2 separate regions of the Homo sapiens genome follow, and region 2 is linked to region 1. Evidence: read pairs that join two places in POLR2A ChIA-PET (ENCODE). Cell type or tissue: MCF 10A. All regions are shown on one strand. Links, peaks and the distances in the headings refer to the core of each region. The heading gives the core; the rest is flanking DNA.

Region 1 (12,348 bases), core at 1,490-9,489:
TTCCCCCATCCCTGCTCATTTCCTCCTCCTCTGCGAAGCTCATTTGCTCTCTGCGCCCTTGGGCTGTTCCTTCCCCCTCTGCCATTTTCATTCTCTTGGCTTGCTCTTTGTCTTTTCTCCTGCCGAGCTTTATTGAACTAACTCAGTACCTAGTCCCATGGGTGAAGGGAAGGCTCTCAGAGACCAGTAAGATGTGGTTGTTTCCTTTAAAGAACATCCAGTCTTGAGAGCGAAACTAAGAGACGAATGCCAAAGTTAGCTGTGAGGCGGAGTGTCCAGAGGAAATTGGCCAAAGCTCATTTCCATGTCTTGCAGATTCCTCCCATCCCTGGCCTCACCAGAAATCCCAGTCCCTGGGATCACCCTGTAGTGTGTGTTTGCAGCTAGGATGTCCATCCCCGGCCGGGAGGTGTGGCTGCTGCCCCTGGGTTTATTATCTGGGTCAGCAGAGCCTGGCCCACAGGGTGCTGTTGTTTCTGGGTTCCTTGTCCCCAGTTGCATCCATCCGTGCACCCTTGTTTGGTGGTATTTGTATCTGGCTGTCCCCTTCCCAAGGCTGGTGGTGTGGCCCCTGCCCCACCCCTGCTGTTCCCATCAAGTGTTCTGCGTGGCCTTCAGAGTCCTGATGCACGTTACTGCATCTGGGGATGGTGTGAGCCCTGCCTGCAAGCAAGCAGGGAAACAGATGCCACTTCTTATGGCCATTAATGAGAGCCAGGGAGCCTGCCTCCCTGAGGGTCTTGATTCCTGTTGAGTATTTGATGGTGAATATGAAGCTGCCTTGACATCCACTGGTTCCTTTTCCGATCACAATTGCCCTAGGTAAGACTCAGCATCCCTTAGGCATCCAGAGACCAAGTTTGGAAAAATCGGATGTTGTGTGGCCAAAATCAGATGTCTAGGGGCCAGGGTGTACACCTCTGGCTATTCAGAGGGTCACCTGCTTGTTAATTTGTCAACCATTCAGGCATTCATTCACATAACAATATCTGCTAGGTAACCCACTGACTGAGCCTGTGCCAGGTGCTGGGAAATAGCAGTGAGGAAGACCCTAGACTCACAGCCCCTGTCCTTGGGACCACCCAAGGTAGTGTGGGGTACAGGGAACTGAATTCTGACTCATGAGTACTAGCTTCTCGATATGCACTGGGTGAGCACATGGCATCTCTCTAACCCAGGCTGGAAGGGCCAGGTCAGCAAATTAGGGCTGCAGGCATCTGTGATGTGGTGGCAGGAGGTAACATGCAGCCAAGACCCGGGGCCGCCTTGTCTAGCCACGTGATCTCAGAGATGTTACTCAATATCTCTAAGCCTTGGTTTCTGTGGCTATAAAATGGTGATGACATATATGTTCCAGGTTTGTTGAAAGGATTAAGAGGGGTACTTTACATGAAAGCCCTTTGTAAGTTGCAGTGTGGTGTTCAAATGATGCAGCTTGAGTTTTTGAGTTGAAAGGGACTTGAGACAAGCAAGAAGATCGTATAGTATCAGTAGGTCGCCTGTCGAGAGGCTGAGAACCCAGGCTGTCAGTGGGGCCCTGACCTCACAGAGGAGCCATCCTGCCCTGCCAAACACAGGGAAGTGCCCCCAGGATTCAAGGAACTGCTCGCCAGCAACAGAGACCTCTTCCTAAGACCTTCTGATTTTCATTCCCCTGCTTTACCCAGCTTCTAGGAGAAATATCTTTCTATGAAAAGAAAATGTGTGCCAGCTGCATATCCCTTTCTCCTTCTCATCCCCTGCCCCTCCCACCATAGAAAATTAAACTTTTATTTTGTTTTGTTTTTTAGACATGGGGGTCTTGCTATGTTGCCCAGGCTGGACTCAAACTCTTGGGCCCAGGTGATCGATCCTCCTTGTCTCAGACTTCTAAGTAGTTGGGATTACAGGCGTGAGCCACTGTGCCCACATAAAACTTTAGAGAACTGCCTTTTTTGTTCTCTAGAGCATGTGCTGGGCAGGTGTGTGCAGTGGGTGAGGAAGAGGGTTGGGAAGGCAGAAAGCAGCAGGAAGCTAGGATTGTCCTGTAGGTGGGGCTTCAGCTGCTGGAGTGGACCGGAAATCTGCCTTCTCCAGGGGCTTTCTGGAGCCTTCCCTCTGCCTTGGTCCTGAGAACACCTGGAAATTCCTCGTTTAGGAGTTGAGAAAACTGAGGAAGAGGAGAAGATGCCCCTAGTTTGATGGCTGCCTTCGCCTGCTAGCAGTGGAAATGGTCAGAGGGTGGACCTGCTCGAGCCGACTTGCTGGCCTGTTGCCACGTTGTCACCGGCTGCGGAAGGAGAACGAGTCACAGCTCCCTCCCCCTACCTGACCCTCACTCTGCTCCCTGGGAACCAGACTACCAGACTGCCTACTGCTGTGGCCAGTGGCTTCTGTCCCTCGGAACACTGTGGCCCTCAAGTTCCCTGATGTCTGCTCCTTCTCTGGTCTGTGGTTCTGCCAAGGCTGGTGGCTCATGTCTCTTTTAAAAGAGAAGTTGTCTTTGGAAGAGGAAGGGAAACGTGACAGAGTCCCCTGGGAGCCCAGGTCCTGAAGATGATGTTGCTTCTGATATTGTGCAATGATTACTGGAGTGTCTAGAATACTAATAATGATGAACACTAATAATCGTTAGCATTTATTGAGCATGGCTGGCTGCTTGTCTTTTTTCCTGCCAAGCTTCATTGAACTAACTGTGTACCTAGTCCTGGGTCAGGCATGGCTGAAGGGAAGTAAGATGTGGTCTTACTAGTCTTTGAGACCAAGTATTACCCTTCTCAGAGACAAGTGTTGTTATTACTGTTTTTTTTTTTTTTTAGACAGGGTCTCCCTCTGTCACCCAGGCTGGAGTGCAATGGTGCAATCATGGCTCACTGCCACTTTGACCTCCCGGCTCAAGCAATCCTCCTGCCTCAGCTTTCTCAGTAGCTGGGACTACAGGTGGGCACCAGCACGCCTGACTAATTTTTGTATTTTTTGTAGAGGCAGGGTCTTGCTATGTTGCCCAAGCTGGTCTTGAACTCCTGGGCTCAAGTGATCTGCCCACCTCAGCCTCCAAAAGTGCTGGGACTACAAGTGTGAGCCCCCACACCCAGCCTTATTATTATTATTATTATTATTATTATTATTATTTTGAGATGGAGTTTCGCTCTTTTTGCCCAGCTGGAGTGCAATGGTGTGATCTCAGCTCACCACAACCTCCGCCTCCTGGATTCAAGCGATTCTCCTGCCTCAGCCTCCCGAGTAGCTGGGATTACAGGCATGCACCACCATGCACGGCTAATGTTGTATTTTTAGTAGAGATGGGGTTTCTCCATGTTGGTCAGGCTGGTCTCAAACTCCTGAGATCAGGTGATCTGCCCACCTCGGCCTCCCAAAGTGCTGGGATTACAGGTGTGAGCCACCACGCCCGGCCCAGCCTTATTGTTATTACCTTTTTATAGGTGAGGAAAATGGAGCACATGGAGGCTAAGTAACTTGCCTGAGGTCGCAGAGCAAAATAGTGGCGGAATCTAGATTGGAGCCCAGGTAGTCTGGCCCTGTCATATCCTATGTGGGCTGTGACATGCGGAACAGGGCTGTCAGCCCACAGGGTTCAGGAGGGGATGGAATACTAAAGGTTGACAATTCATCAGATTTGGGTAAGAAACTGGATTTCTCTTCTCAGGTTGTTTCTGAGATGCCTGGGACTAAATTATAGAAACCATTTGGTAGGATGGGAATAGAAACTTACAGAATTCTCAGAGTTCTTAGCCTGGCCTGGTTGGCAGTGGTGAGAAGTGTGTTTGGGGTTTGCTCAGAGCTCATGGGTAGTAGTTGCCCTTTTTGCTTTGTTAAGAATCTTTCCAGAAGCAGCTCCCTGCTAAAAATTCTGTCTCAGATGCTCATATTTTCAAAATTTCCCTATTCTGCCTGGACTTAGCAATATTTTGGGATTTTCCCCCGAATCCTGTGATAGTTGGCTAACTGATCAAAATCTTGGATCCTTTGACTCTTTTTGGCCCACGTTGGTGATGCTGAGGTGGTGGTGGGGATGATGATGGTGGTGGCGATGTTGAAAGGGTGGAGAAGAATGTGATGACAGTTATTTCTACCTTTCACTAAATATCTGCACTTCAATTCCTGACCTCACTTTATCCTCACAACAGCTGTGTGGGGGAAAGAATGCCCAGTTCACAGACGAGAATACTGAGGCTCAAAGGGTTTGTGTAAAGGCAGTAAGAAGTAGAGTAAGAATTCAAACTCAGATCTACGCAACTTCAGAGCCTGGGAGCTCACCACCATGCCATTATAAAATTGTGTTCCTGAGATGATGGTGAAGGTTGCATATCCCCAGCAAACTGCTAGAACATGTTATTCACCAGAGAGCTGTGAGCACATAAGAAGGAAGTGGTGATCACCCGGTGCCAGTGCTGGTGTGCTACAAACATCATAGACCAGCTTGTCTGGTTTCCCCTTTTGATGAGGTTCCTTAGCTGGTGGACCAGGAGCACAGCTGGAGTTGTGATTTCAACATGCTTTACATAGACACAGCTTTATGTATTATACATATGATTAAAAATTATGGCGGAAGTTTTAAAATGAAAACCAATTCACCCACCTCTGCCAACAAATCACTTTTCACGCCTCTTTCCCCTCCTTGCTGTCTATGGTTCAATGTGTCTAGTTGGTTGTTGTGCACACACCACTTGTATCCTGGACAAGGTGTTTTATTGGCCTCCTGTCTGCTGGGTGTGGAGCCCTGGGTGTTGGAGGATCGAAGTTCTGGTAGGCTTGTGTCTGATTGAAAGGCTGTGCCTAAGGGGGGGTCTGTTCTTGAATCCACGTCACTTTGGGTGGTGACCTCAGGCTGCTCGTCACCCCTTCCTGGGTTCTGTGCCATTTCTTATTTAGTAACAGCTCAGATGAGGACTTGGGGCATTTGCCTACCAGCTCCACAGATGACACCAGCTGGGAGGGAAAGGCTGATACCTTGTATGACTTGATTATGAGTCAGAGCATCTGGACAGACTGTCTGATAGGCTGCGCTGAGCAGAATGCATCCGTCTGGGTCAGGAGTCAGTGCTTTGCTCACTGAACCACCTCCCTCAACCATGGAGCAGAAACCACGAGACCCAGAGTTCTGAGTTGACAGTGAGCCCAGGAGAGATCAGGCATGGAAGTGTGACTGCCCAAAGTCGAAGTGTGCTTTCTTCCCCCTATGTTTTTATTTGGTTATACCTTTTAAAGTTATTATTAAAAGTCTAATATATACATATTTAAAGAAAACTTAGCCAACTCAGATAAGTAGTAAGAATTTAAAAATGAGGCCGGGTGCGGTGGTTCATGCCTGTAATCCCAGCACTTTGAGAGGCCAGGGCCGATGGATCACTTGAGGTCAGGAGTTCAAGACTAGCCTGGCCAACATGGTGAAACCCCATCTCCACTAAAAATCCAAAAATTAGCCAGGCATGGCGGTGGGCACCTGTAATCCTAGCTACTCAGGAGACTGAGAGAGGAGAATCACTTGAACCTGGGAGGTGGAGGTTGCAGTGAGCCGAGATCGTGCCATTGCACTCCAGCCTGGGTGACAGAGCGAGACTCTGTCTCAAAAAAAATTTTTTTTAATAAAAATGACACAAATACCCCTACAAAGACATTTTAACAATTTGGTATTGCCTATGCATGTTTTCTAAAAAAATTTTTTTCCTCATTACCACATTTAGGAAGCTTTTCTTTTTGAAGTCACACAATATAGAAATGTACAGTGTAAAATGTGAAACTTCTGAAATTCCCTCTCCCAGATTTTAGAGCCTCTATAAATAGTTTTGTTTATATTCTCCCACAAGTCTTGTGTGTGTGTTCTGCTGTTTGTGTGCACACCTATTCTCCTCCAAATGGAATCATCACTAATTCCACTCTGCAGTAAAGATATGATTTTATTAATGAACTTATCAAACATTTATTAGATATCATACCTCATGCTAGATTTGTGGAGCAAGACAGACCCCCTTCCCTCCCCTATCACAGGAGTCTGGGAGGGAGGTGTTGGAGAGGGATCTCCCAGAATTACTCCAAGGAGATGCCTGAGCTGAATTTCGAAGGGCAGGAGTGACTATTTTTTTTTTTTCTGAGATAGGGTCTTGCTCTGTCGCCTAGGCTGGAGTGCAGTGGCGCGATCTCGGCTCACTGCAACCTCTGCCTCCCGGGTTTGAGCAATTCTCCTGCCTCAGCCTTCCAAGCAGCTGGAATTACAGGTGTGCGCCACTGCGCCAGGCTAATTTTTGTATTTTTAGTAGAGATGGCGGTTTCACCATATGGGCCAGGCTGGTCTTGAATCCTGGCCTCGAGTGGTCTACCTGCCTTGAACTCCCAAAGTGCTGGGATTGCAGGCATGAGCCACCGTGCCCAGCCTATTTTTTTCATTTAACATTCTATCTTAGATAGCTTTTCCATGTCATTATCTACTTTTTGAAAAACGATTTTTGATTGCCTTATAAGCTTTCATCGAGGGAACATATCATTCTTTCCATCTTCTTATTTTAATCGTTTTATTGTTTGGGTGTGTTACTTGAATGCATCATTGGACAATTAATAGAAAAAGAGCAAACAGAATGAGGAAGGTAATTGGCAAGCAGACCCTGTGGAGGCCACGCTAGTCAGACCTCTTGTGGGTTATGCTGGTGAATTCTGGAAACGGTGTCTTCAAGGGAAGATGACTAAGGGTGAGATGGAACCAGATGGCCAGGGTTTAGAAAACATTTTGTTTGAATGATCAGAGGAGTTGAGCATGTTTAGCCAGAGGAGGTGCAGACTGAGAGAGCACACGAGCACCGATGTAGAGCTTCCACTGGAGCGTCTCCTGAGTGGGGAAACTAGGCTGGTTCTGTTGCAGTGCTAATTAGTGCAGAGGTGATTGCAGTGCTGATCACACTTGGTGGAAGGAAGAGCTTCCTAATACTCGTACTAAGGAAAATGCTATTTCTTCCAAAAGGATGGTCTCGCGAGGATGAGAGGTGGGTGACATGCCCTGCAGAATCTGTCTCGGCTCTGAGAATCCAATTTCAAGGGTAGATCCAGCAGTTCTCCCCTCGCTTGTATCCTATTCCCCCAGGATAGAGTCTGGTTCTAATAGAGGACACAGACTTCCTGGTGCCCTCCCCTGGGGGTGGGGCCCCTCTGTTTGCATAGTTGGTCCTTTCCCCAAAACAGGTGCTCAGATTTGTAGCCATGGAAGCGTGTTTTAGAACTTACCCAGTTCTAGAGGCTGCAGGCAGGCTTGGGTTTTTCCCACTAGCTTCTGCAGATCCCTGGGTCCACCAAGTCAGAAACAGACTGTGGCACCTCCATGCCATGAAATATGACTCAGCACTGAAAAGGAACAAGCTGATGGATGCAACAACTTGAAAGACCTCCAGGGAATTTTGTGCAGTTAAAAAAAAAGCCAACAGTCCCATACATACCATATTATTTATTTATATAATATAATGGGTTTTTTTTTTTTTTTTTTTTTTGAGACAGAGTCCTGCTCTGTCCCAGGCTGGAGTACAGCGGTGTGATCTGGGCTCACTGCAACCTCCGCCTCCCTGGTTCAAGCGATTCTCCTGCCTCAGCCTCCCGAGTAGCTGGGACTACAGGTGTGTGCCACCACACCCAGCTAATTTTTGTATTTTTAGTAGAGACAGGGTTTCGCCATGTTGGCCAGACTGGTCTTGAAATCCTGACCTCAGGTGATCCACCCGCCTTGGCCTTCCAAAGTGCTGGGATTACAGGCATGAGCCACCACGCCTGGCCTATATAACATAATTTTTGAAATGACACCATGTTAGTAGTAGAGGACAGATTAGCGATTGTGGAGCTGAAGGGGTGGGGGACAGGAGGGAGGTGGCTGTGGTTACAGAAGGCCATGGGCATCCTCGTGTTGGAGCTGTTCAGAATGTTGACTGTGATGCCAGAGACAGGGGACTACGCTAGCGATGACATAGATGGAACTTAATACTTAACGTGAGTAGCGGTGAAACGGGAAGTCTGAATAAGATCCGCGGATGATACTGCTGTTGTGGTATTATGATACAGTTTTATGAGGTGTGACTATTGGGAGAAACTGGGCAAGGATCTCAGTATGATTTCCTACAACTGTATGGGAATCTACAAGTATCTCCATAAAAATGTCAGTAATGAAAGGCACACTAGCTCGTGAAATCAGAATGTGGATTTAATAAAAAGTCAAGAAAACGAATGAAAAGAAGTTACTAGGTGCTGGCTGCACCTCTTGTTTCTCTTGTCGGGTTTTGGGGGATCTGCCTGTTTGTGCTGCTGCAGGCAGATGCTTCTGCTCTGAGTCCGGTGACTTGGGGCAGGAGGAAGGTGGGGCAGCTGGGCCGGGAAGTAGGTCTTTGGCACATAAGGAGAGGGCTGGTGCAAACTAAATGGGATCGAAGAGGCAGAGATGGAATTTTCCGGCTAGAATTGGCAAAAGAGGTTATGTCCTGGTGTGTGTGTTTTGGGGGCGACACACTGAACTGAGGACCAGGAGAGATCCGGCAAAGTCGAACTTTAAATGGGGCCTGAGGACAGTGGGTGGCCAGGCCAGGTCTGACCCCAGAGAGCCTGGGGGACTGTCAGCAGAGCCCTGAGGTGTGGACTGAGTATTTTTTCCCCTTCTTGGTTGAGGGCACTTGGCAACTGGCAGATTATTCCAGCCTGCCCTGGGGAGGCTGCCTAAGTCTGGCTATGGGGAGAGAAGACCTTCCATCAACCCATCAATTAGTCAATCAAGTGCTAACTCTGGGCAAGGTTGAGGGTGGAGGGGGAGGGAGAGAGGCAGTAGGAAGAGGAAACCGGGGCACTGTGACCAGCCAGGACTTCCTGGTCCACCCAGCATGGTGCAGGTTGGGGAAGAGGTGAGGCCCCAGGGAGAAAGTACGGTGGCTTGTTGTGGTCCCGGGAGGATTCCTGGCAAGGCTCAGCTTTGGCCTGTGTGCTGGAGGGCAGGCAGGTTCGGTAGGCGGTAGGGGAGCCCAGCCATTCCGAGCAGGCAGATGGGTTCCTAACCGAGAGGTTAGGAACCTCTTGGTTCCTAACAGGCTTGGGGGCCTTTCTGGCTAGAGCCAACGTCAGAGTTGAGGGAGCCAGTGCCCTTAGACCAATGTTAAAGGAGTGACGACCCATATACAGTGGTGGGCACAGCAGGGGCCCGTCTCTTGGGCCCAAGAAGTGGGTTTTGTAGTAGATAGAGTTTTGCAGAGTGTTCCTTTTTTTTTTGTTTTTGAAATCAACACTGTATTTATTGATTTAGACTACTTTATTGAGGTATGATTGATATGCAAAAAGCTGTACCTTTTTGTGACATTACAGACAGGGGCCTGTGCTAGCAATGACATAGAATGGAACTTAATATTCACATGAGTAGCAGTGAAACGGGAAATCTGAATAAGATCCACAGATGATACTGCTGTTGTGCTTATCACGAATGACAGCAAGATAGTGTCAATTAAGACAGCCATTTCAAGCTACTGACATCCTGCTCTTTTCTCTTGTTTTTTGTTTCTTTTGTTTCTATTTAATGTGTACAACCTGATGAGTGTGGATGTATGGAAACACCAGTGATACCATCCCATAAGTTAGGCTGCAAAATATCCATCACCTTCCAAAGTTTCCTCCTGCCCTCTTTATCTATTATTCTATTTATTTATAATAATAATTACTATTTTGTGATAAGAACACTTAATACAAGATCTCTTATTGAAGGTATGGACCACCTTTTGTGTATCCATTCATTTGCTAAGGAAAATGCTTAGTTTGTTCCCACATCTTGGCTTCTGTGAACAGTGCTGCAGTGAGCATAGGATGCAGCTCTCTCTTCAGATCCTGGTTTCAATTCCTTCCTTTGGATAAATACTCAGAAGTGGGCTCGCTGGATCTGCAGAGCATGATCTCTCTGGGCTTCAGTTCGCTTTTCTGCAATATTGGGGGGGTCTCTTGAGTGGTGCAAGATCAAAGATAACCAGGTCCCCGCACGTTTGTGTCTTTCCACAAGGTCAGACTTTTATTGATGCAATTTCAATCATAAACACCACTAGCCACATGGAGTTCCCAAAAAGACAATTCTCCTTAGTACTTCCTGTTCACTCAGGAGGCAGAGCCTCGGGCACACAGGCTGAAGCCACTCCACAAGTCAGTCAACATTGCAAGCCATACATAATCATATACTTAATATATAAATGTATAGATTAAACATCCCACATCAAAGTAACATTTATCATCAAGAGAAAGGGGTTAGGAAAAAGGGTTAATGAACCAGTCCAGGGAGAGCCACGAAGACAACAAGACCCTCCTGCCCTGGCCTGGGCAGTCTGTCGGTTTCGTGGGGAAGAGTTTCTGATGTTGGCAGAGGCTTCGCTGGCAGATGCTAGGTGCTTATCATGAGTGACAGCAAGATAGTGTCAATTAAGACAGCCATTTCAAGCTGCTGAAGTCTTGCTCTTTTCTCTTGTTTTGTTTTTTTGTTTCTTTTGGTTGCTTTTTTTTTTGAGACAGGGTCTCGCTCTGTTGCCCAAGCTGGAGTGCAGTGGCGTGATCACAGCTCACTGCAGCCTTGACATCCCAGGCTCAAGTGATCCTCCCACCTCAGCCCGCTGAGTAGCTGTGCCACCATGCTAAGCTAATTTTTTTAAAAAATTTTTGTAGAGATGGGGGTCTCTCTGCATTGCCCAGGCTTGTCTCAAACTCCAGGGCTCAAGCAATCCTCCCACCTCAGCCTGCCAAAGTGCTGGGATTCCAGGCATGAGCCACTGTGCCTGGCTGTCTTCTTTTTTTTTTTTTTTTTTTTTTTTGAGACAGAGTCTCAGTCTGCCACCCAGGCTGGAGTGCAGTGGTGCGATCTCGGCTCACTGCAAGCTCTGCCTCCCAGGTTCACGCCTTTCTCCTGCCTCAGCCTCCCCAGTAGCTGGGACTACAGGTGCCCACCACCATACCCGGCTAATTTTTTGTATTTTTAGTAGAGACGGGGTTTCACCGTGTTAGCCAGGATGGTCTTGATCTCCTAATCTCGTGATCCGCCCGCCTCAGCCTCCCAAAGTGCTGGGACTACAGGCGTGAACCACCGCGCCCGGCCATTGCTGTCCTCTTCCTATGGCCACAGAGTCCTCTACTGAGGACAGACAGTGGAGGAGTGTGTATGTCCTTGTCTGGCTGGATGCCGTGTTTATTTATTTGCAAAACATCTTGTCCCTGTTGACAAAGTGAAACATAAGATGAGGTCTTTTTCTAGGATGGAGTTATTTATGTCAAGGGTGCTGTGTACGAGCCTCACGCATCTGCAGTGGGACCCTATAGGAGGGCAAAGAACCAGCTTCAGTGAGGACTGCCTGACACAACTCTCTTCTTTCCTTTCTGGGGAGCTGGTGCAGGGGAGGGTGTGGCGTCACCACGCGAGTGGTCAGGACTGAGAGCCCTGAGCTGCTGGGGCAAATACTTTTCTCTGTGCCTCAGTTTTCCCCCTCTTAAAAGTGGGTTAATAACCACTTACGGCCTTCCAAATAGAACATAATTAGCTAATTCCTGCTAATGACTGAGGCCTACCTACTGTCTCTCTTTGATTTTAATTTCTCCACCCACTGTTTATCCATCTGCCAAAAGCCAGGCAGCCCAATTCCTCCCTCTGGTCTGGTGGAGCAGCTGAAGTTCAGATTCAAACTTCAAAACAAACTGAAAGGCTGGGCGCGGTGGCTCATGCCTGTAATCCCAGTACTTTGGGAGGCCGAGGAGAGCAGATCACCTGAGGTCAGGAGTCGAGACCAGCCTGGCCAAATGGCGAAATCCTGTCTCTGCTAAAAATACAAAAATTAGCCAGGTGTGGTGGCGGGCGCCTGTAGTCCCAGCTACTCGGGAGGCTGAGGCAGGAGAATCACTAGAACCTGGGAGGCGGAGGTTGTGGTGAGCTAAGATGGTGCCACTGCACTCCAGACTGCGTGACAGAGCGAGACTCTGTCTCAAAAAAAAAAAAAAAATCAAACACCCTCCAACAAAAAAAATGAAAGACCTTAACAGCACAAGTCTGTAGTGTGGGCCTTAGTGAGGAGCGACCTGGCAGGTCTTTCCAGGATCCCAGGAGCCAATCCTTGGCTGGCCCACATCTACCCGCCCTTGTCACTCTGTCCCGACCCATGGCTCCAGGAGGGCTCTGCTGCTGTCCCGCTTCTCTGTAACCCCTCTGTCCACTTTCTCTGGGAGAGAGCAGAAGGCCAGCCAGGGTGTCCCTACCCACTTGCACCCATGGGTGGTTTACCCCACAAGACCAGAGAGTGCTGGCCAGGTCGCAGCATGCTCTGGGCCTCAGCTTACACATAAAGCTTCTGGTAGTTTCCAAAAACATTTTTTAAGACAATG
Region 2 (12,348 bases), core at 2,035-10,034, 110 kb after region 1:
GTTCAAGACCAGCCTGGCAACAGGGTGAAACACCATCTCTACAAAAAATACAAAAATTAGCTCAGTGTGACGTCACATGCCTGTAGTCCCAGCTACTCAGGAGGCTGAGACTGGAGGACTGCATGAGCTTGGGAAGCAGAGGTTACAGTGAGCCGAGATCAAGCCACTGTACATCAACCTGGGCGACAGAGTGAGACCCTGCCTCTAAAACAAATTCAGAAAAGCTGGCAGAGGTTGGTTGGTTCATGAGGTTGAAGGAAAGAAGCCATCCTCATAGCATAAAAGTGCAAGGTAAAGCTGCAAGTACTGATGTCAAAGCTGCAAGTTATCCAGAAGAGCTAGGTAAGATTATAATTTTTGTTTTAGAGGCAGGGTCTCACTCTGTCACCCAGGCTGGAGTACAGTGGCATGATCATGGCTCACCGTAGCCTTGAAGTCCTAGGGTCAAGCAATCCTCCTGTCTTAGCCACTCAAGCATCTAGGACTATGGTGTGTATCACCACGCCTGGCTAATTTTTAAATTTTTTTATTTCTTTAGGTAGAGATAGGGGTATCCCTATGTTGCCCAGGCTGGTCTCGAACTCCTGGCCTCAGCATTGCAAAGTGCTGAGATTACAGGTTTGAACTACTACACCTAGCAATCAACTCTGATTTTGAAAGAAGTCCTTCTATAAGTAATATGCTATCAAACAGCATCACATCCTGTAGAGAAATCCTCGTGAAGGCCGGGCGCAGTGGCTCATGCCTGTAATCCCAGCACTTTGGCACTTTGGGAGGCCAGGGCAGGTGGATCCCCTGAGGTCAGGAGTTCGAGACCAACCTGGACAACATGGTGAAATCCTGTTTCTACCAAAAATACAAAAAATTAGCCGGGTGTGGTGGCAGGCACCTGTAATCCCAGCTACTCGGGAGGCTGAGGCAGAACTGCTTGAACCCGGGAGGTGGAGGCTGCAGTGAACCAAGATCATGCCATGCACTCCAGACTGGGTGACAGAGTGAGACTCTGTCTACAAAAAAAAAAAAAAAGAGAAATCCTCACGAAAGAAAGATCCAGGTTGGGTGCAGGGGCTCATGCCTGTAATCCCAGCACTTTGGGAGGCTGAGGCAGGAAGACTACTTGAGCCCAGGAGCTCAATGCAATGGAGTGAGACCCACGTCTAATTTAAAAAAAAAAAAAAGCGGGGGGTGGAGTGGGGTAGGGGAAGAAAGATTCAACCCATGTGGCAAACTTCATCACTGTCTCATTAAACAAACTGCCACAACTCCAATCTTCAGTGACCTCCATCCAGAGCAGTAGCACCCATCAATATCAAGGCAAGACCTTCCACCAACAAAAAGATTATGACTTGCTGAAAGCTCAGATAATTGCTAGAATTTTTTAGCAACAAAGTATTTTTAAGATATTTGAAAAATGTGCCAAGTATAGTGGCATGCAGCTGTAATCCCAGCTACTCAGGAAGTTAAGGTGGGAAGAGCCCTTGACTCCAACCTGGGCAACACAGCAAGACCCTGTCTCAAATTTTATTTTATTTTATTTTGAGACAGAGTCTCACTCTGTCACCCAGGCTGGAGTACAGTGGCACTATCTTGGCTCACTGCAACCTCCGCCTCCCGGGTTCAAGCAATTCTCCTGCTTCAGCCTCCTGAGTAGTTGCGAATACAGTCGCCAGACACTACACCTGGCTAATTTTTTGTAATTTTAGTAGAGATGGGGTTTCACCATGTTGGCCAGGCTGGTCTCGAACTCCTGACCTCATGTGATCCACCTGACTCAGCCTCCCAAAGCGCTGGGATTACAGGTGTGAGCCATCACGCTCGGCCTCAAATTTTAAGAGAGAGAGAGAGAGAAAAAAAGAAAATGTCATACATAATATGGACAGTTGAGAAACCACAAGGTATAACCTGAAGTTTTTATAAGTTAGCCAAGTCTCTTTAAAAAAAAAAAAATCTCGCCAGGCACGGTGGCTCATGCCTGTAATCCCAGCACTTTGGGAGGCCAAAGCGGGTGGATCACCTGAGGTCAGGGGTCAAGACCAGCCTGGCCAACATGGTGAAACCCCATCTCTACTAAAAATACAAAATTAGCTGGGAGTGGTGGTGTGTGCCTGTAATCCTAGCTAGTCGGGAGGCTGAGGCAGGTGAATCACTTGAACCCGGGAGGTGGAGATTGCAGTGAGCCGAGATCACACTATTGCACTCCAGCCTGGGCAAAAAGAGTGAAACTCCACTAAATAATTAATTAATTAATCTCATTTATCTCTGTGTGTAGATGAATATGTATATGTGTAGTTATAAGTTTAATTTGGAGGTCATTTAAAATTCTTGAGTAAAGATCAGTATTAACTACAATTACTAATTTAGACTTTGTGCAGCATTTACAAGTAATAAAAATGTACTTGTAGCAGTTTGCAATTTGAACTATTCAGTAATTCAGGAAGTTTACTTCCCACCCATTTTATTCCAAATTACTGATGAAATACTGCTATCACACATTCTTGTGAAAGTGGTATGTTGCTAAACAACATATAATTTAAGGGAATACAAAAAAGAACCTACAATTTTTTTTTACAGTTGGGTTGAAACAATTTTGCCAAATAAGGTATACAGCCTAGTTGATAAAGTAGATTGGTTTAAGTTAGACAAATCTTAGGTTTTAAATTTTCACTTCCCCATTTACCAGCCAGGCATTAAATCTGAGTCAAGTTGTTCACCTCTCTAATGATGCTTCTGTTTTTTTTCTCATCTGAAAAACAGGAATCATAGAAATTATACTTCCAAGATAGCCAAGAGGATTAAATTAGCACAATTCCTGGCATAAAGCAAGCATTCAATAAACGTTAGCTATTTATTCACACTAGAAAAAGTGTGAACAAAAATTAAATGTAGATCAAATTTTAAAATGTCTATTTTTCACAGCATTTTAAAAACCTGTATTTTGATATATAGATTAGCTGATAAAAATTATCAGAAGATTTGAGATTAAAACGAAGTAGCTCTTAGCATATAAAGTGACGTGGCTGCTTAACATGATGAAAGAGAAAGTAATGAGACTGTTAACCTTGGAAGTAATTTTAGTTGGATGGGAAAAGTTGATATTTGAAAGAATGTATCTATTTAAATATGCAGCCACATCTCAAAACTGGAAGCTAACTTTCAAAAGATACTAACCAGGTTTTAATTATGCTAAAACTGAACTGAGATCACTCACTCGCAGCTTATATTCTAATTAAAACCCATGAAGGACAGAAAAGGTTAAGGAGAGGGGCATATAAGTTTAAGATGCCTGTAAGAGGAATATCCAGGTGGAAATTTATACATAAACTTGTCTGTATTGGCTTTTATCAACTATGCTCCAGATAGAACACTAGGGGCTTTAGATATGCTATCTCACATGAGTTTACATTATAATACCCTGATTTTACAGATGAGGAAACTGAGGCCAGAAAATTATTTGGTTCAAGACCACTTATGTTTATACCAAGCTTCAGACCTACAATCTTCTTCAAAAAGTACAGGTAGCCACATGGGAGTAGAAGAGTCCTATCTGCCTTTTAAGAAGATTTCTTGGTGGCAGCAGTGAGGATAAAGAAAATGCATCTGAGAAATATTTAGAATGGAAAACCACCTAGGCATGATTTTGTACTAAGGGTGGGTGGAACAGTAGCTAAAAGAGTCAGATGGTTTTATCTCTAACTTTGTTTTCACCAAACAAGACAAAAGAAGAGCTGGTTTCGATAGGGGTTGATGATGGGGAAAGAAATGTTTCAATTTTGGATATACTGAGTTTAAAATACCTGAGAAGAATATCCACATGTAAATTTATACATGAAGTTGCCCATTCTGGCCTGCAGTTCAGGGAAGAAGTCACGATAAATTTCATTCTGCTGAATTTATCAGAGCTGAAGACATGTAAAGAATGTACGGGGACGAAGGGCAGAAAGGCACGTTGTTAGAAGCTTGGAGCAGATAGAGCAAAAGGCCTTGGTGAAAACATTTTGTGTCTAATTTCTCTCGACCCTGTCCAGTATTGCACATAACATACAACAGAGTGAAATATATGAATGAATAAATTTATGTTATAAAATTTCTGTCTGGTTTTGCTATATAAAATGCCTATATCTATTCATTATAAATAGTTAAAGGAAAAAGTTGCAATTTGAGTTTACAGTCTTGAATTTCACATTAAAAGCATCAGTATGAAATGATAATGTACTTAATCTCTAGCAATGAATATGGCTAGCACCCAGAATGGCTTCTAAATTCCATTTCTCATCTCAAAAAAACTATAAACTCATGGGTCCTTAGAGAAATGGCTGATTCCATGTCTCAGGCAGTAAATGCCTTCTGGAATATCTGACCAGATAACAAGGAAGCTACCAAAGATTACTCGGGGTATGTCAAAGCTCAAGTCAACTTGAGGAGGTTCCCAACAGACAAACCTAGGAGAACCCCCTCCAACTTCCTGCCAGCCCTAAGCAATCACTAATCTATTTTTTGTCTATAAACTTCCCCATCCAAGACTTTCATATGAATGGAATCATATAATAATGTGGACGTTTGGGGCTCACTTCACTTAGTATAATGTTCTACCATGTATCATGCCTCATTTACATTTATTGCTGAAAAAATACTCCACTCCATATTCCGCATTTTTATTATCTACAGGTTAATGGACACGAGTTGTTTCCAGTTTTTGGCTATTATGAATAATGCTGCTATAAACAATCGTGTAAGTTTTTGTGTGGATGTATGTTTTCAGTTTGTTGGGTATATGTGTAAGACAGGAATTGCTGGGTCATATGGTAACTCTATATTTAATCATTTGAGAAATTGTCAGACTGTCTTCCAAAGCAGCCACACCTTTATATTCCCATCAAGAGTGTATGAGGAGGCTGGATGCGGTGGTTCACATCTGTAATCCTAGCACTTTGGGAGGTCGAGGCGGGTGGATTACTTGAGGTCAGGAGTCAAGACCAGCCTGGCCAATATGGTGAAGCCCGAACTCTACTAAAAATACAAAAAAATTAGCTGGGTGTAGGGGTGGGCGCCTGTAATCCCAGCTGCTCGGGAGGCTGAGGCAGGAGAATAGCTTGAATCTGGGAGGCGGAGGTTGCGGTGAGCCAAGATCACGCCACTGTACTCCAGCCTGGGTGTCAACGAGACTCCGTCTCCAAAAAAAAAAAGAGTGTATGAGGATTCTGATTTCTCCACATCCTCACCAACACTTATGATTCAACTTTGTTTCTAGTCATCCTAGTGGATGTGAAGTGGTATCTCACTGTAGTTTTAATTTACATTTCCCTGATAAGTAACAATGTTGAGCATCTTCATGTGCTTACTGGACATTAGTGTATCTTCCTTGTCCATTTGGAGCTCTGCCCATTGGGTTGTCTTTTTGTTACTGAGTTGTCAGAGTTCTTTATATATTCTAGTTGTGAGTTGCTTACCAGAGAAATGGTTTGCAAATATTTTCTCTCATTCTGTGGGTTGTCTTTTATGACGGTGTCCTTTGAAGCACAGAAGGTTTTAATTTTTATGAAGTTCAGTGTTTTTCTTTTGCTGTTCATGCTTTTGGTATCGTATCTACAAATTCCTTGCCAAATACAAAGTCATGAAGATTTACTAATATCTTTTTTTTTTTTTCAAGGAGTTTTAAAGTTTCAGGCCTTTAACCTATTTTGAGTTATTTTTTGTATATGGTCCCACCTCGTTCTTTTGCATGTAGCTATTTAGTTGTCCCAGTACCATCTGTTAAAAAGCGTATTCTTTTACCACTGAAAGATCTTGGCATCCTTGTTGGAAATCAGTTGAACACAAATAGGTTTATATCTGGACTCTCTATTCCATTGATTTATATGTCCTTGTGCCAGTACCACAATGCTTTAATTACTGTTGTTTTGCAGTAAGTTTTGAAGTCAAGAAGCTGAGTCCTCTTATTTTGTCCTTTTTCAGTACTATTTTGGCTATTCTGGGTCCCCTGCAACTCCATATTAATTTCAGAATCAGACTGTCAATCTTTACAAAGTCAGCAAGGATTCTGATAGGAACTGCATTGAATTTATAGATTAGTTTGGAGAATACTGCTATCTTTACAATGTTGAATCTTCTGATCCATGAACATGGGGTGTTTTTCTATTTATTTAGATTGTCTTTAATTTCTTTCAGCCATGTTGTAAGTTTTCAGAGTATGAGTTTTTCTTTGTTAAATTTATTCTTTTGATGTCACCATGAATAAAATTATTTTCTTAATTTTTTTTTTTTTTTTTTTGAGACAGAGTCTCACTCTGCTGCCCCAGGCTGGAGTGCAATGGTATGATCACGGCTCACTGAAGCCTTGATCTGCTGGGCTCAACTGATCCCCCTACCTCAGTCTCCTGAGTAGCTGGGACTACGGGCATGGGCCACCAACATGCCTGGCTAATTTTTGTATTTTTTGTAGAGATGGGGTTTTGACACATTGCCCAGGCCGGTCTCAAACTCCCGGGCTCAAGCAATCCACCCACCTTGGCCTCCCAAACTGCTAGAATTACAGGCATGAGCCACTACCTCCAGCCTGTTTTCTTAATTTAATGCTTCACTGCAAGTGTATAATAAGACAACTCATGTTTGTATACTGGTTTTATATTCTGCAACCTTGCTCAACTTGTTTATTAGTCCTATACTTTTTAAATGAATTCCTTACGATTTTCTATAAACAGGTTGAGTATCCCTTATCCAAAATGCTTGGGGGCCAGGCATGGTGGCTCACATCTGTAATCCCAGCACTTTGGGAGGCTGAGGCAGGTGGATCACTTGAGGCCAGGAGTTCGAGACCAGCCTGGCCAACATGGAGAGACCCCACCCGCCCAACCCCGGCCCATCTATAAAAAATACAAAAAAATTAGTTTGACGTGGTGGCACATGCCTGTAATCCCAGCTAGTAGGGGGGCTGAGGCAGGAAAATAATTTGAACCCAGGAGGCGGAGGTTTCAGTGAGCCAAGAGCACACCACTGCACTCCAATCTGAGTGACAGAGCAAGATTGTCTCAAATAAAAAAAAAAAAGTTTGGGACCGAAAGTATTTTGAATTTTAGAATATTTGCATTACATGTTATTAGTTGAACATTCCTAAATCCAAAAACCCGAAATCCAAAATGCTCTAATGAGGATTTTGAGCGTCATGTTGGTGCTCAAAACACTTTGCACTTTGGCGCATTTCAAATTTTACATTTTTGGATTTGGGATGCTCAACGTGTATAAGATCAGGTCATCTGAAAACAGTCTTACCTCTTCCTTTCCAAACTAGATGCCTTTTATTTATCTTGCCTAATTTCCTTACCTAGAGTCTCCAGTGCAATGTTAAACAGAAATAGCAAGAGCAGATATCCTTGTCTTGTTCCTAGTCTTAGAAGGGGAAATTCCCAGTCTGTTATCACTGATTATGTTAGCTACGAGGTTTTCATAGATGCCCCTTTTCAGGTTAAGGAAACTCTTCTCTATTCCTAGTTTGCTACAGTGTTACTATCACTAAAGGGAATTCAATGAGTCAAATGCTTTTTCTGCATCTATTGATATAATCATGTAATTTAAAAATTATTCTATTAATATATTCCATTAATTAATTTTAAATGTTGAACTAGCCTTGGCAACCTGGAAAAAATCCCAGTTGATCATGTATGATACAGTTTGTTTTTTAAAAAAATATGTTGTGGGATTCAGTTTGCTAGTACTTTGTTGAGGATTTTCACATCCATTATTCATAAGAGATATTGGTCTGGAGTTTTCTTGTGACGTCTTTGTCTGGCTTTATTGTCAGGGTAAATACCAGCCACATAAAATGATATGGGAACAGCAGTTCCCTCCCCTCCCGTTTTTTGGAAGAGTTTGTAAAGAATCGGTATTAGTTCTTTAAATGTTTGGTAGAATTCACTGTAAAGCTATCTGAGCCTGGGCTTTTCATTGAAGGTAGTTTTTAAATTACTAATCTCATTACTTGATATAGATCTATTCAGATTGTCTACTGCTTCTGACATTTGACATATGACAATTATATTGCTATAAAATTTTTCATAGTATTCTTTTATGATCTTTATTATTTCCTTCCTTATGCCTCCTTAAGTAGGTTTGCTCTTTTTCCAGTGTCTTAAGGTGGAGGGGCGAGGTCATTCATTTGAGATCTTTCTTCTTCCTTAATATAAGCATCTGTAACTATAAATTTCCCTCTAAGCACTGCTATAACTACATACCGTGAGTGTTTGTAATGTCGTATCTTCATTTTTATTCACCATAGAACATTTTCTTTTTTAAAATACATTTTAAAAAATAGTGACAGGGATTCACTATGTTGCCCAGGCTGGTCTCAAACTCCTGGGCTCAAGCGATTCTCCTGCCTTGGCCTCCCAAAGTGCTGAGATTAAAGGAGTGGGCTACCATGCCTAACCCACTCTAGAATATTTTCTGATTTCATTTGGATTTCTTTTTTGATCTGTTGGTTATTTAGGAATGCATTGTTTAATTACCACATATTTGTGAGCTTCTCAAATTTTTTCCTGCTTTTGATTTCTAATTTCATTCCATATGGTCTCAGAACATAATCTCCATTTTTTTTTGAGACAGAGTCTCACTCTGTTGCCAGACTGGTATGCAGTGGCATGATCTTAGCTCACTGCAACTTCCGCCTCCCAGGTTCAAGCAGTTCTCCTGCCTCAGCCTCCCAAGTAGCTGGGAGTACAGGCGCGTGCCAGCATGCCCAGATAATTTTTGTATTTTTAGTAAAGACAGGGTTTCACCATGATGGCCAGGATGGTCTCGATCTCTTGGCCTCGTGATCGGCCCACCTTGGCCTCCCAAAGTGCTGGGATTACAGGCATGAGCCACCGCGCCAGGTCATTTGCATTAAAATCTATTGGCCAGGTGCAGTGGCTCACGCCTGTAATCCCAGCACTTTGGGAGGCCAAAGCGGGTGATCACCTGAGGTCAGGAGTTTGAGGCTAGTCTGGCTAACACGGTGAAACCCCGTCTCTACTAAAAATACAAAAATTAACCAGGCATGGTGGCAGGTGCCTATAATCCCAGTGACTGGGGAAGCTGAGGCAGGAGAATCGCTTGAACTCGGGAGGCAGAGGTTGCAGTGAGCTGAGATCACACCTTGGCATTCCAGCCTAAGCAACAAGAGTGAACGTGAAACTCTGTCTCAAAAAAAAAAAAAAGAAAAAAGAAATCAGAGGTTTGTTTCATGGCTAGCATATGGTCTATAATGGAGAATGTTCCATGTGCACTTGAGAAGAACATATACTCTATTGTTGCTGGGTGAAGTGTTCCATAGATGTCAGTTAGGTCTAGTTGGTTTATAGCGTCTATTTACTTGTTGACCTTTTAATTTTCTATACGTTTCTTTTTTTTTTCTTTTTTTTTTGAGACAGAGTCTTGCTGTGTTGCCCAGGCTGGAGTGCAGTGGCATGATCTTGACTCACTGCAACCTCCACCTCCTGGGTTCAAGTGATTCTCTTGCTTCAGCCTCTCGAGTAGCTGGGATTATAGGAGTGCACCACCATGCCTGGCTAATTTTTGTATTTTTAGTAGAGATAGGGTTTTACCATGATGGCCAGGCTGGTCTCAAACTCCTAAGTGATCTGTCCGCCTCGGCCTCCCAGAGTGCTGGGATTACAGGTGTTAGCCACTGTGCCCGGCCTGTTCTATACATTATTAAAAGCGGTATACTGAAGTCTCCAACTACTAATGTTGAATTGTCTGTTTCTTCATTTCTGTTTTTGCTTCATGTATTTTGGTATTCTGTTATTACATATATGCAACATAACTGTTACAGCTTCCTGATGAAATGACCCTTTTATCCTTATAAAACGTCTCTAGTAACACTTTTTGTTATAAAGTCTATTTGCTGGATACGAGTAAAACCACTCTCGCTTTCTGGTGGTTGCTGTTTACATGATATATTTATTTCCATCCTTTTACTTTCAATCTATTTTTCTTTGAATGACAATTATGTCTCCTTTAGCTAGCATACAGCTGGATAATGCTGTTTATAAACTTAGTCTGACAATCTCTGTCTTTTGATTTCAATCCGTTCACATTTAATGTTATTTGTATAGTTAGATTCAAACGTGCAATTCTATGTCCCATGTCTGTTTTGTTCCTCTACTATTCCTTTAGTGCTTACTTTTGTATTATTTTCTAATGTAGCATCTGCAGGTTTAAAATGATTTTTAATTATATTTTTTGAGTTGTTTTTAGTAGTTGCTCAAGGTTTTAGAATATATACCAGAACCAGCTTCAGATCTATACTAGCTTAATTCTTGTGACAGACAAAAACATGACTACTATATATGTCAATTCCCTCCCCCATTTATAGTAGCATTGTTACAGATATCATATCTGCTCATGATTACAAACACAATATGTGGTCATGATTACTGCTTTCCCATCTGTAGTCATTTCCTTAGCCCAACACAGCTTTGCTCCTACCCACTTATTTTTGTGCTGTTACTGGCAGATATATTACAGATTTATTACATTTCTTTGTTATGGGATCAGCATTACATATATGTATATACATATAAAATAGCTTGCTTTTTAATAAACTTATAACAAGAAAGGAGAAAAATGTTAATTTCTTTTTTTTAAAGTAATTATATAATTACCTTTTCTGATGCTCTATTTTTTTGTGTGCATTCAAATTACCATCTAGGGTCATTTGCCTTCAGCCTGAAAAAATTCCTTTGATGTTCCTTGTAAAGTGGGTCAGCTAGCAACAAATTTTCGTTTTTATCTAGGACAGTCTTTATTTTGCTTTCATTTAAAAAAGATAGCATTGTTGGATATAAGATTTTTGGTTGACAGTTTTCTTCCCTCGTCCTTTGCACATTTTGAATATGTTCTCCCAACGCCTTCTGGCCTCCACTGCTATAAGAAGTCAGCCATTAATCCTACAGTGGTTCCATTTTGAGTGAGTTATTTTCTTACTATTTTAAAGATTTTCCCTTTTTAAACTTTTAGCGTTTTTACTGTATGTTTAAATTGCTACATTTTTCTTACTTAGAAAAAGATTTTCAGTAAAGATGCTCCAATGTATGGAATTATATCCAATAAGCCCATTGTTAGTTAAAAATATCAAAGTCGAAAATGCATTTAATATACCTACCTTCCTAAAGATCACAGCTTAGTCTAGCTTAAAGTGCTCAAAACACTGACATTAGCTTACACAGTTGGGCAAAATAACCTAACACAAAGTATTTTTAAATAAAGTGTTCAGTACCTCATATGATTTATTGAATACCACATTGAAAGTGAAAAACAGAGTGGTTGTAAGGGTACTTGAAGCACGGTTTCTACTGAATGCTTTATCACTTTCACTTTTGTGCTATCATACACTAAAAACTTGTAAGTCAAACCATCATTCGTTTGTATGGGAAGTTTTCTGCCACTATTTGAGTGTTTTTTTCTATTGCTATATCATTTTCTATTGTTATCTTCTTTCTCTTCCTCCTCTCCTTCCAGAACTCCCATTACTCTTAAGTGTTTAATGGTATGTGGGATGGTGTCTTATGTTTTGCTGAAGCTCTACTCATTATTATCTTATCTCTGTTCCTCAGTTTGCATAATTTCTATTGATCTATGTTCGAATTCACTAAACCCATCTTCTGCCAGTGAAGAAGAGCACTGCTAGTGAATTTTCGGTTAATTATTTTTTTCAATTCCAGAATTTCTAATTGTTTTTTCAATAATTTTTATATTCTTATTGATAGCCTCTATTTTATGCAAAATTGTCACTATACCCACTTTTACCTCTTTATGCTTTTTCTCTAGTTCTGTGAACACACTTATGATGGCTATTTTGAAGTCTTTTCTGTTAAATCTGACATGTGGTCTCTCTCACACAGGCAGTTTATAAGGTCTGCTTTTTTTCTGGTGCATGAGTCATAATTTCTTTTTTCTCTGCATGCCTCATAATTTTTTGCTAGACACTGACATTTTTGATAATATAGTATAGCAAATCCAGTTACTGTTCCTTTCTTCTACCTCCCTCTTTCTTGGTGCTTCTTACTGTTTCTTGCTTATTTTTTAGTGACTAGCCGAATTATTTTAGCAAAGTCTATTTCCCCACTTCCCCAACCTCCACAATGCTAAGCCTTGGATGTTGATCCACAGAGAGGTACATTTTTGGGTACGCCCACAGTCACCCTGGACTTACAGTGATATTCTAGCTCTTATCACACCAAGGTGTTAAACTCCACTAACTGTTCTACTGTTATTTAAAAAAAAAAAAAAAAAAAAGCCCTGGGTTTATATTCTACAAATTAATTGAAATCAAAATGTGGCTCAGGTTGGGTGCAGTGGCTCACACCTGTAATA

The links. Peaks named below come from ENCODE experiments on the same cell type or tissue, not always from the same donor. Only the 100,000 strongest peaks of a DNase experiment are listed, where the experiment ranks them.
Region 2: POLR2A ChIA-PET joins it to region 1 with 5 read pairs; 2 of 35 experiments call an interaction of 5 or more read pairs at or near these places.

The regions. Positions count from the first base shown.
Region 1 is chr11:130,161,643-130,173,990 of GRCh38, forward strand. The region is part of intron 1 of ST14 (ST14 transmembrane serine protease matriptase); the gene reads left to right. Among named protein-coding and RNA genes, the nearest start is that of ST14, 8.0 kb to the left of the region's middle. In MCF 10A, for the core only: no CTCF peak of the experiment used is centred there; a DNase peak (open chromatin) is centred at 4,989.
Region 2 is chr11:130,267,059-130,279,406 of GRCh38, forward strand. The region is part of intron 1 of ZBTB44 (zinc finger and BTB domain containing 44); the gene reads right to left. Among named protein-coding and RNA genes, the nearest start is that of ZBTB44, 42 kb to the right of the region's middle. In MCF 10A, for the core only: no CTCF peak of the experiment used is centred there; no DNase peak of the experiment used is centred there.